Linked DNA regions of Homo sapiens: region 2 is linked to region 1. The links are chromatin contacts, found by Hi-C in ENCODE. All regions are on one chromosome and are shown on one strand. Each heading gives the region's core, a stretch centred on a gene start or an enhancer-like site at or near the end of the contact. The rest is flanking DNA. Distances are from core to core; before and after follow the strand shown. Region 1 has its middle 31 kb from the start of LINC02881. Region 2 holds the start of CXCL12 (C-X-C motif chemokine ligand 12).

Region 1 (4,548 bases), core at 718-3,217:
AGCCCCTGTCACAGGAACAAAATATGCCAGCACCGCCCTTGACTTTATAGGTCCTGGCAAGGTGGGAGACACTTGGTTTTCACAATGTCTTGGTCTCCTTAAATTCTAGGGGAGTTGTGCCAAAAGGTGGCATCACTGTCCACAGTCCAGGACTCGGAGGAGGTTACTTCACACACTTGCCAACTCAGGTGTGTGTAGAACAATTGAGGTAGTGTTCTAAGCTGTTTCTGTGTATTCTCTCAATCCTCACAGCATCCCAATTAGGTAGGCGCTGTTATCTCCACATTTTGCTGATGAGGAAACTGAGGAACAGAGAGGTTGAGTAAATTATCCCAAATTACACAGCTAATTGAGAGAGCTTAAGGCTGTCCCAAATGACAGTGATGGCTCCCAATTGCTTCAACTTGTTATTCAAAATTATGTCTACCATACATTTTCTCTTTCTCTCACTGACAACTTACTAGCCATCAAGTTAGAAATTTGAGAGAAAAATAAATAAGATAGAGGATTTTATCATCCTTTCACTGCACATCCTTTTAAATCTCCAAATCAGAGTGGAGGTGTTGGGGGCAACCTCGGGTCAGGGGGAGCAGAGGTGTGACATCCGGAGGGAATTCAGGGGGAATTCCCAGCGAGCAGGCCCATTCCTCCCCAGATGTGCCTATTTGGCCCAGAAGCAGCAGAGCGTGTCCTTGTGGGAGTTTCTCACCTCCTGCTGGAAAGCCCTGGCCTATACTCTCCTGCCTGCGCCCCGCAGACCCAGCCTGAGCCCTGAGATGGGGATGGGCTGAGCTCCTCTGTAGGCAGCCGCAGCCCATTCCCATAGATACAGAGGAGACCCAGTGGGGAGGGCTCTCACCCTGCCGCCACCACCAAGCCTGTGCAGCTGGGTGCTGAGGGCAGGCCGACTCGGGAACCCACACATCCAAACAGCCCCGGGGCGCACTTGGATGGGTTCCACACCAAGAGCTGCTGAGTGCAGGGCGGACTGGATGGAGCAGAGATGCCTCAACAGCATGGGCTAGAAGTGGGCCTGACAAGGCAGAAAGAGGCTCATGGGGTGGGATTAGGGACTCCCCAGCCAGGCCCAGGGCGTCTGTGTACAGTGAGAGGAATGGCTCCCACTGTGAGATACAGGCTGGCCTCAGAAAATCAAACGCAGATGGGAAGGAAAGTGGGGAGCAGAGGGTGGCTCAGAGCCAGGACTTGGGTCTCTCCCAGGACTTGGGTCTCTCCCAGGGCTTCTATGGGAGCCTCTCCCGGTGCGTGGGCTAAGCCCTGTTCCATAGCAGTGATGAGGGAGGGACCAACCAAGGTGTGTGTGCCTTGGGGCCCCCATCTTGGCACCAAACCTTGAGGACATGGTCTCCCCTGCATCCCTCCCACACCCACGTGTGCCCTGGGTTCAGGTGAACAATGAGTGCAGAAGCCTAGTGAGCTAGAGAACCCTGCTCTTGGAGTTGTCCCTGCAGTCCCATCAGGCGCTGCGTATCAGAGCTGCACACCTGCACCAGCAGAAGGAACAGGACCCCAGGCTGCAGTGAGCAGGCGACCTCAGCGCCCTCTTCACTGAAGCACTGGAGCCTGGGCGGGTTTCCATCAGCGGAGTCAAGTAATTGAGCTCAGATTAGATTAAACCCAGACGCATCCCGTGTTTAGTGCCAATTACTCACGGCCAGCAGAGGCGGGCAAGGGGTCTGGACTGTGTCACGTCGTGCCTTCTTGGAGGCTGACTGCTCCCTCCAGCTCAAGGTGAGTTGACCCGAAATACCAACAGTCGTGTCGCTGGCTGTGTTTCACCTCCACCTGGCACTTTGCATGGATCTGATGCTGCTCAGGTGGGCGGCTCCTCTGCCCCCTGTTTACAATGGGGGTCAGAGCTTTGAACCCTCTGTCCTTGCCATCATTGGCTGGGCTGGCAGCAGAACAGAGGCCCACCTTGCACACCTCACTCACCCAGGCACAGGGCACAAGTGGGCATCTGGCCCCTGCATGCCCTCGGGAATCCCCATCACTATCTGGAGATTGCCACGTGAGTGAGGCGTGGGAGGCCAGGCAGGCAGGATGTGGGGGTGCTGCGATTTGTCATCTAGTGCTGAGTTTACAGCTTGAGAAGAAAACAACCCAGATTTAAGTGCTTTACTTCCTACTGGGAAATGGCTTGACTGTAGCCATGGCCTTAAGCCCAGGGCCGAGAAGCCCCAGCTGCACCCCCTTGGAGGCTGAGAGTGGCCTTCAAGCCAGCCCCAGCTCACAGCCCAGCTTGAAGGCACAAGCAGGGACAAGGCCACTGCAAGAAAAGCAATGAGTCCAGAGAAGGGCATTCAGGCTGGAGAGCTTGGCACTTGGAGTAGAATGAGTTATGAGTCTGAACCAGGGAAAACACTGGGGAGAAACTTGGGATGAAGCAGCAGGGCACTGGGTTGAGACTGGAGGTTTGGGAGGATGGCTCAGCGCCCTTACAGAGGTGGAAGGGATCCAGTGGTGACCACAGCATAACTGGGGGTGTGACAAGGCCCAGAGTTGAGCTCTGCCTGTGAAGATAGAGAGGGGAAGAAGGCACCTTTGCTGGGATTTCTCTTCTCATGTTTCGATGCACCTTTTTCCCATGGTTATTAATTACTCTTTTAGTGAATAAAGGCTGTGTATTAGTTATTTATTGTTGTGCAACCAGTTGCCTTAGAAAATAGCATCTCCAAACAGAAAAAATTGATTATCTCACACAGGCTTTGAGGATCAGGAATCTGGGAGCAGCTCACTTGGGTGGTTGTGGCTCTGGTTTCTCAAGAGGTTGCAGTGAGGACGTCGGCTGGGGCTGGATCATCTGCAGGCTCAACTGGGGCTGGAGGACCTGCTCTCAGGATGGCTTCCCTCATGGCTGTTGGCTGGAGGCCTTGGGTTCTGGATGACTGCTAATAGGAGACCTCCTTCCATCCATGTAGACTTCTCCACAGGGCTGCTTGAGTGTCCTCACTTTATGGCAGCTGGCTTTCTCCAGAGCAGGAGATCCTGATGACTTCTGAGATGGTTCCCTACATTCCATCCCCTGGCGTACACACCCTGTGCAATCCCCTTCCCTTGAGTGTGAGCTGGACTTACACAAATGGTGCGATCTCACCCCCATGATTATGTTACATTATACAGCAGAAGGAATATTACAATCAAGATCCGTGATCAGTAGACATTGGGTTAATCAGAAGTATTATCCTAGGTGGGCCTGATCTAATCAGGGGATCCTTTAAAATGGATCAGAAGGATTTGAAGCCAAGGAAGTTCCTGCTGACCTTGAAGAAGCGAAGGGTCATATTATGGAGGGTTCCAGGTGCCAAGACCCCAAGAGCAGCCTCTAGGAGCTGAGAGTGTTCCTAGCCCCTGTTAAGCTTGGCAGAGGGCCCCAGACCTCAGCTGAGATCTCAGTCCTGGCCAGCACTTTGATTTCAGCCTTGTAGGACCCTGAGCAGAAGACCACCCATACGGCACCTGTGATCTAGAGAACTGTGATATAATACATTTGCGAAGTTTAGAATAAGTTCCTGGTAATTCATCATGCAGCAACAGAAAATGAATACACTCATTCCCTGAAGTTGCACCCCATCACTTCTGCCTTTTCTCTGTTTGTCAGAAGTTAGTCACTAAGGCCACCCACATGTCAGGGAAGGGGTCTGCCTATTGAAGAGCGTGTTCAAGAACTTGTGGACTTCCTTTAAACCAACACAGTCTGGACAGTGCGTGTAGTGGGACCGTGTTAATACACCCAATGTGGAGATGAACAATGGCTAATCATTCTAACATCTAGAGTGAATTTGCACAGGGTGATAATGGACTTACGTAAGGCAAATGAGCATTTTATTTTAGGAAGTGACAATCCCAACTACAATGTCGTAGGTTGGTGCTTTTTTTTCCCCTTTTGATGTCCCCTTGCAAGCAATCTACAGAGTAATTGTGTAGATACAGGAGGAAGATGGAGCATTTCTGCCTTTAATTTGAAAGTTATGATGCATTAATCAGCCCCAGTCTGAGCCTTGCAGGAGTGCTAAATTTGGGATGCATTAGTAAGCATCTTCCAGATGGGGTGGGGGAGGAGGACATGGGTGGAGTTCAGATGACAACCCACAGGCAAATCTTTTGGGACACTTTTAACAGGAAAAGCTCACTGTCACCAAAGCTACATTCCACTTCTGAGCCATAAAACAGTTCTTGGCTCTTGGATTAACCAGTCTTCGATATTTGCCATCATGTCAGCGTTTGAAGCAACTGGGAGTTTTCTGGCTCTGCTTGGTCCATGAGAGATCATCCGATACAAGCACAAATGCTGGCTCAGGATTTCTTTAATTCCCACAAAATTTTCTCCTACATGGCTACACAGATGAAATGAAGACACCTTTAACTCCCCCTATTCAAGCTCTGCCTTTTGTGTTCCTAAGAGCTGTGGTCTGGGTGGGTGACGGTGGCTCAGAGAGCCATCACTGTTATAAACAGAGGAGGACCACATGCCTGTGACTTTATCTTCCCAAGAAGGAGAGAAGAAGAGAAAAAACAAACTGGATA
Region 2 (4,524 bases), core at 1,812-4,311, 120 kb after region 1:
ATGATGTGGACTAGGAATTGCATTGTGTATTCAGCCACCAAGTTGCAGGAAAAGTGGACCACTTGTCCCCCCACTTCCTTGTCCCCAGGACCAAATGCAACTCCCTGAAAACCAGGAAAAAGCCAAGCATCAGGGTGCTGGTGACTCATGGCACTGGAGAGACCTAAGGCAGCCTTCACAGTTACACCTGATCTAACTCCAGAAAGGCACCTCTGGGGCCAGCTTCCAGCAGCTGCACTGGGACCCTGCAGGGGAAGTCAGCACTGCACTGTAACCAGATCACCTGGGAAAGCCACCCCCAGGGCCGGGGCCTGCAGCCTGGGTAACTGAGGAGCTAAACGCTCCTGAGTGTTGTGCCTCCAGGTTTCCCTGGATTTCTTTTGGGCCCTTCCAAGCTGAGGCAGGGGGTGGGTTGGGGGTGGAGCAGGAGAATAGGAGGCCGGTAGTGAGGCACAAGCCCCCTCCCGGCAACAGTGAGCTTGAAGATATGCAGCCAAGGGCAAGTGCTGCAGCCGCCCCCGCTGGGATGGGTGGGGCTGTGACTCTCCAGCGCCCAGAGGAGAGAAGCTCCTCTGGCCCCCCAACCAAGCAGTGGTGATGAGGCCAGAAATCAGAGCCTATTCAGAGCTCAACACACAGGCTCTCTCTCCTCTCCCCCTCCACCCCCTGGGATTATCCATTTCCTTCAAAAGCAATTCTTGCTTCTACTCCCAGGACCTAAGGCCCGCCTGTCAAGCAGCGAATTTCAACAGGTCTTTTTAAAGTGACAGAGCCCCCAGGTGTGCTTACCAAAAGAACATGGTCTCGTGTGTACCTCATGTGCTCCTTCCTCCAGCTTTTTGTCAGTAAGACTAACTTTCCCAACCGTTCTGGATGTAAATCCGTGTACCGGCAAGAGTCCTGACTGGCTCTGATGGTACCCCGGATTTGGGACCGGGTGAGCTTGGCTCCAGGAGTTTTCAGAAAGCCCTCCAGTCTAATGCAGAGACAGGAGCCCAGCTGGCCCCTCCAAGCAGGCTTGGGAAGGGGGCCCACCCTGAGTTTAAGCCCGGGAAACCCAAGGGCCCAGCTGCCTGACGGAAGTCAGCCAATGGGGGAGGGGCAGGACCCCTGGCCAAGCTCTCTCTGTAGTGCAGCTTGAGGACTAAGTGTGGGGATAGGGGGCACATAGGCACTGTGAGGTGAGGGGAAAACAAAACAAAACAAAACATTCTGGCGATGTGTGTAAGGAGCAGATCTGCCTGGAGCCCAGGCTCCTGCCCTGGTTACTTGGCTGCCAATGGGGCAACTCTGAGGGCCATGTCACCCTTCCCAGGCCAGGAGGAGTCTGGGATGAACCCCACGTCTCTGTGCTTCCCCCAGGTCAGTTGCACCCATAACTCAAAGACCGAGGTTCCTCATTCCAATCCTCTCTCCAGCCCTCCGGGGAGGGGGCAGCACCATTTCCCAGAGCGGCGCACTGTGACACCTCCGCGCTCATCCCACCAATCAGTCAATAACTGCCCAAACCAGAGACCTTACAGGAACAGAAGAATATCCAGCAATAAAAACTAGAAACATGCCCCATGACTTGCGGGGGGGGGGGGGGGTCAGTGTGCAGACACAGCCTCAGGGACTTTTCATCAACGACGAACATTCCCAATTGCCTTCAGTCTGTGTCCTTAACACTTAGGCAGTCCGCCACGACCCCAGGCTGCCCAGCTTCTCCAGCCCGACTCAGCTGCGCTGGTCCTGCTCACACCAGCGCACAGTCCAAGCCAGCTAGGACGCCGGGGCCACGTCTGCACCAACCCAGCCAAGGGCTCGAGGCGCGCTGGGCCTGCACAGCCCGCGGCTGCAAGAGCACTCAGAGTGTCCTTCAACTCTTTGCAGGAAACTTCACAGCCAAGGAAGCTCAGCGGCCTGAGCCACAGGGTTTTGTTTTGTGTGTTCAGAGGCAACAGTTTATTTTGGTTTGCATCGGTGTCCTGTGACAGCGCAGCGAGTTTCTCTTCAGCGAAAGAAAAGAAAAAAGCCCTCTCCCAGTGAAACGGGACACCACGGTTCCCAGTGGCCCAGGGCCTTGGAGATTGAACTTTGCTGCAGCTCTCATTCTGGGGCAAAGCGCTTGGCCAGCTGGTGACAAAAGAGCCTGTCTGCAGGTGTGTTTGGGGAGCTGGGGAGGGGGCGTGTGAGGCTCGGAGGGTCCCTGGGCCTCTCTCAGGTGAACCCGAGAAGAGACAGGAAGACAGCGGCTGGACGCGCGCCCAGGTCCGCGTCGCTGCGGACCGCGGAGCTGTGCAGAAGCGCGGCCTGGCGGGTGGCACAAGCCCGACAGCTGCGCCGCGCAGCCCGCCCGCGCCTGGCCAAGAGCCCCGCGAGGGTGTGGGGAGAGGATCGGCTTCGCAGGGAGCGGAGGCTGCGCGGCTGCATCGGACCTCACAGCCTCAAGTCGCGGCATGAGGCGAACTTTGCAAAGCGCGCTCTCGCCATGCACCGCCCGACCTCCAGCACTGTGCGCAGCAGGACCTCGGAGCCCATTCGCCTGTGGAAACCGAGCCCGCAGCGGGAAGGCAGTGGGTGGAGGGTGGGCAGGCAGGGGTCTGGGGTCCGCGGCTCCCCACCCTCGCGCCTTCCCGCGCCAGTCCCGAACGCTCTCTTGGGGCGTTCCTGCCCAGTTGTCCCGGCTGACCTCGCTCTGCAGCCAGCTTGAGGTCAGGCGGTCGCTCTCTGCAGGTCACAAACCCTCGGCGCAAAAGTAGGGCTTTGAACGCGACACCGCACCAGAGCGCCCAGCTAAGCGAGCTGCCTCCACCCCCACTGTGTCGGGCGGCGCAAACTGCGGGCGCAGGCAGAGGAGCCGCGGCTCTGCGCCGGGCGGGAGCCGAAGCCCAGAGCCTCGCCAGGGCCTCCCCGCCGAGCGCACTTACCGTCGCTGAGGCAGAGCGCGGTCAGCACGAGGACCAGCACGACCACGACCTTGGCGTTCATGGCGCGGGCGGGCGGGCGGGCGGGCGGACGAGCGCGGGTCGGGGGCCGGACGCCGAGCGGGCAATGCGGCTGACGGAGAGTGAAAGTGCGGCGGTGGGAGGCGCGCGCCGGGCGCTTTAGAGGGGAGAGCCAGGCGGGGCGGGGCGGGGCGCGCGGTGAGGGGCGGGCCCGGAGCCGAGTGCTGGCCGTGGCCGGGGTCTCTGACGCGCGACTCCCTCGGCGGCACCCCCCACCCATCCCCTTCGCCCCTCCTCCGCTCCCTCTGTGCTCCCGAGGCGCAGTGCGCTCCGGCCTTTGACCTTCTCAGGCTCCGCTGGGCCCCGCACCGCTGGCCCGGTCTGCAGTGAGGTCCGCAGCCTGAGCGACGCCGGCTGGAGGGCCGCTTATTGTCCCTGTGACAGGGCCCCACTGGAGAGACTGAGGACCTTAGGCGTAAAGTGGGGCGCGCGTGGAAAGCTGCGGGACGGGGCCTTTCGATGGCGGGAACTGAATGAGAACCAATGAAAAGCAAACAAGTTAGTCCCGGGCGGAGGGCCTGCTGGCGGTGGCGGCCCAAGGCAGCCGAGGGGGTCCTGCTTTCTGTGCGTGGGGGCTCAAGCTCGCCACCTGCCCGGCTTGCGGCGCAGCCGCCGGCAGAGCTCGATCTGCGGGAATGAGACCCGTCTTTGCAGTCAGCGTGGCTCGGACTCCAAGCCCACGGCGCCACCAGCCGAGCCTCAGTTTCCTCGCCTGTACAAACAAAGCAGAAGGCGCCGGCGGCTCTCAGTAAAAGCGAATGTAGCCTTTGTACTTCCGACCTCTCAATGGTGAAATGAGCTAATCACAGGCCCACCCCGCGGAGTGGGACGGGAGATTCAATGAGACCCGCCCCACGCCGCGAAATTCTCTGCATCGTGTCTGACAAGCAGACAGTACTCAATAAATGGTAGCTGTAAGTAAGTCCTTTAAACCTAAGTACTTACTGCCTTACCCAAGAAAAGCTCCGTGCGACCCAAAGAGCTGAGAACTCCCCCACCCCGACCTCCGACTCCTAGGACAGTACTACTGGCGTCTGCCTTCTGGGTCCAGAAAACTCTTCCCACGGAGCCGTCCCTCGGCGGTGCTTAGCCCTCCGGATACCCCCGAGACATCCCAGATGGCCCCAGTCCGGTGGCGAAGGGAGGGTGCAGGTCGGCACCCAGGAGACGTGGGGGTGAGGAGAGCGCCCCTTTGGGCCTCGCTTTGTGACCGCAGGCTGCCCCAGCCACCTCTCTGTGTCCTTCCCAGCACAGCGTCCAGCGAAGTGGGGTCAGTCGCCGCGTCCATCCAGGGGCCTGCCCTGGGGACACGTCCCTGTCCCTGGGGAGTCCTGGCCGTCGGGGAGTGGGCGGTCAGCGGCTGCATTAGGCGGGAGCGGTCAACAGGAGGCTGCGAGGGCTCCGGAACTCCGCTGGTGGGAGTAGGTGTCTTCTGTGCATTTTTTTTCCAAAACCACTTTGGCCGTTAGATGGCTGTGGGCCGGCACTCCATCCATCCATCCATCCATCCATCCACCCACCCACCCACCCACCCACC

Evidence for each region. Hi-C counts contacts between places; a loop is a spot of excess contacts on that map. Pooled maps may share reads with other maps.
Region 2: a loop to region 1 is called in a map of GM12878, with 4 times the contacts of the local background. The contact joins the promoter of CXCL12 here to the enhancer-like site in region 1. A Hi-C loop is called at or near these places in 1 of 168 maps with a recorded cell type or tissue (GM12878), 1 of 37 single-sample maps with no recorded cell type and 3 of 50 pooled maps.

The regions. Positions count from the first base shown.
Region 1 is chr10:44,259,844-44,264,391 of GRCh38, forward strand. No RefSeq gene overlaps it. Among named protein-coding and RNA genes, the nearest start is that of LINC02881, 31 kb to the right of the region's middle. RefSeq lists enhancers at 810-2,994, 983-1,042, 2,053-2,132, 2,233-2,362. Within about 2 kb of position 1,968, at least 6 of the 41 ENCODE cell types and tissues checked have a DNase peak (open chromatin) inside an H3K27ac peak, as active enhancers do; they include GM12878, where a contact is called at or near this core.
Region 2 is chr10:44,382,036-44,386,559 of GRCh38, forward strand. It overlaps CXCL12 (C-X-C motif chemokine ligand 12), which reads right to left and starts at 3,062. Exons shown (of 3, transcript NM_199168.4): 1 at 2,910-3,062. The coding sequence starts at 2,970. RefSeq lists enhancers at 618-1,311, 1,312-2,005, 2,006-2,697.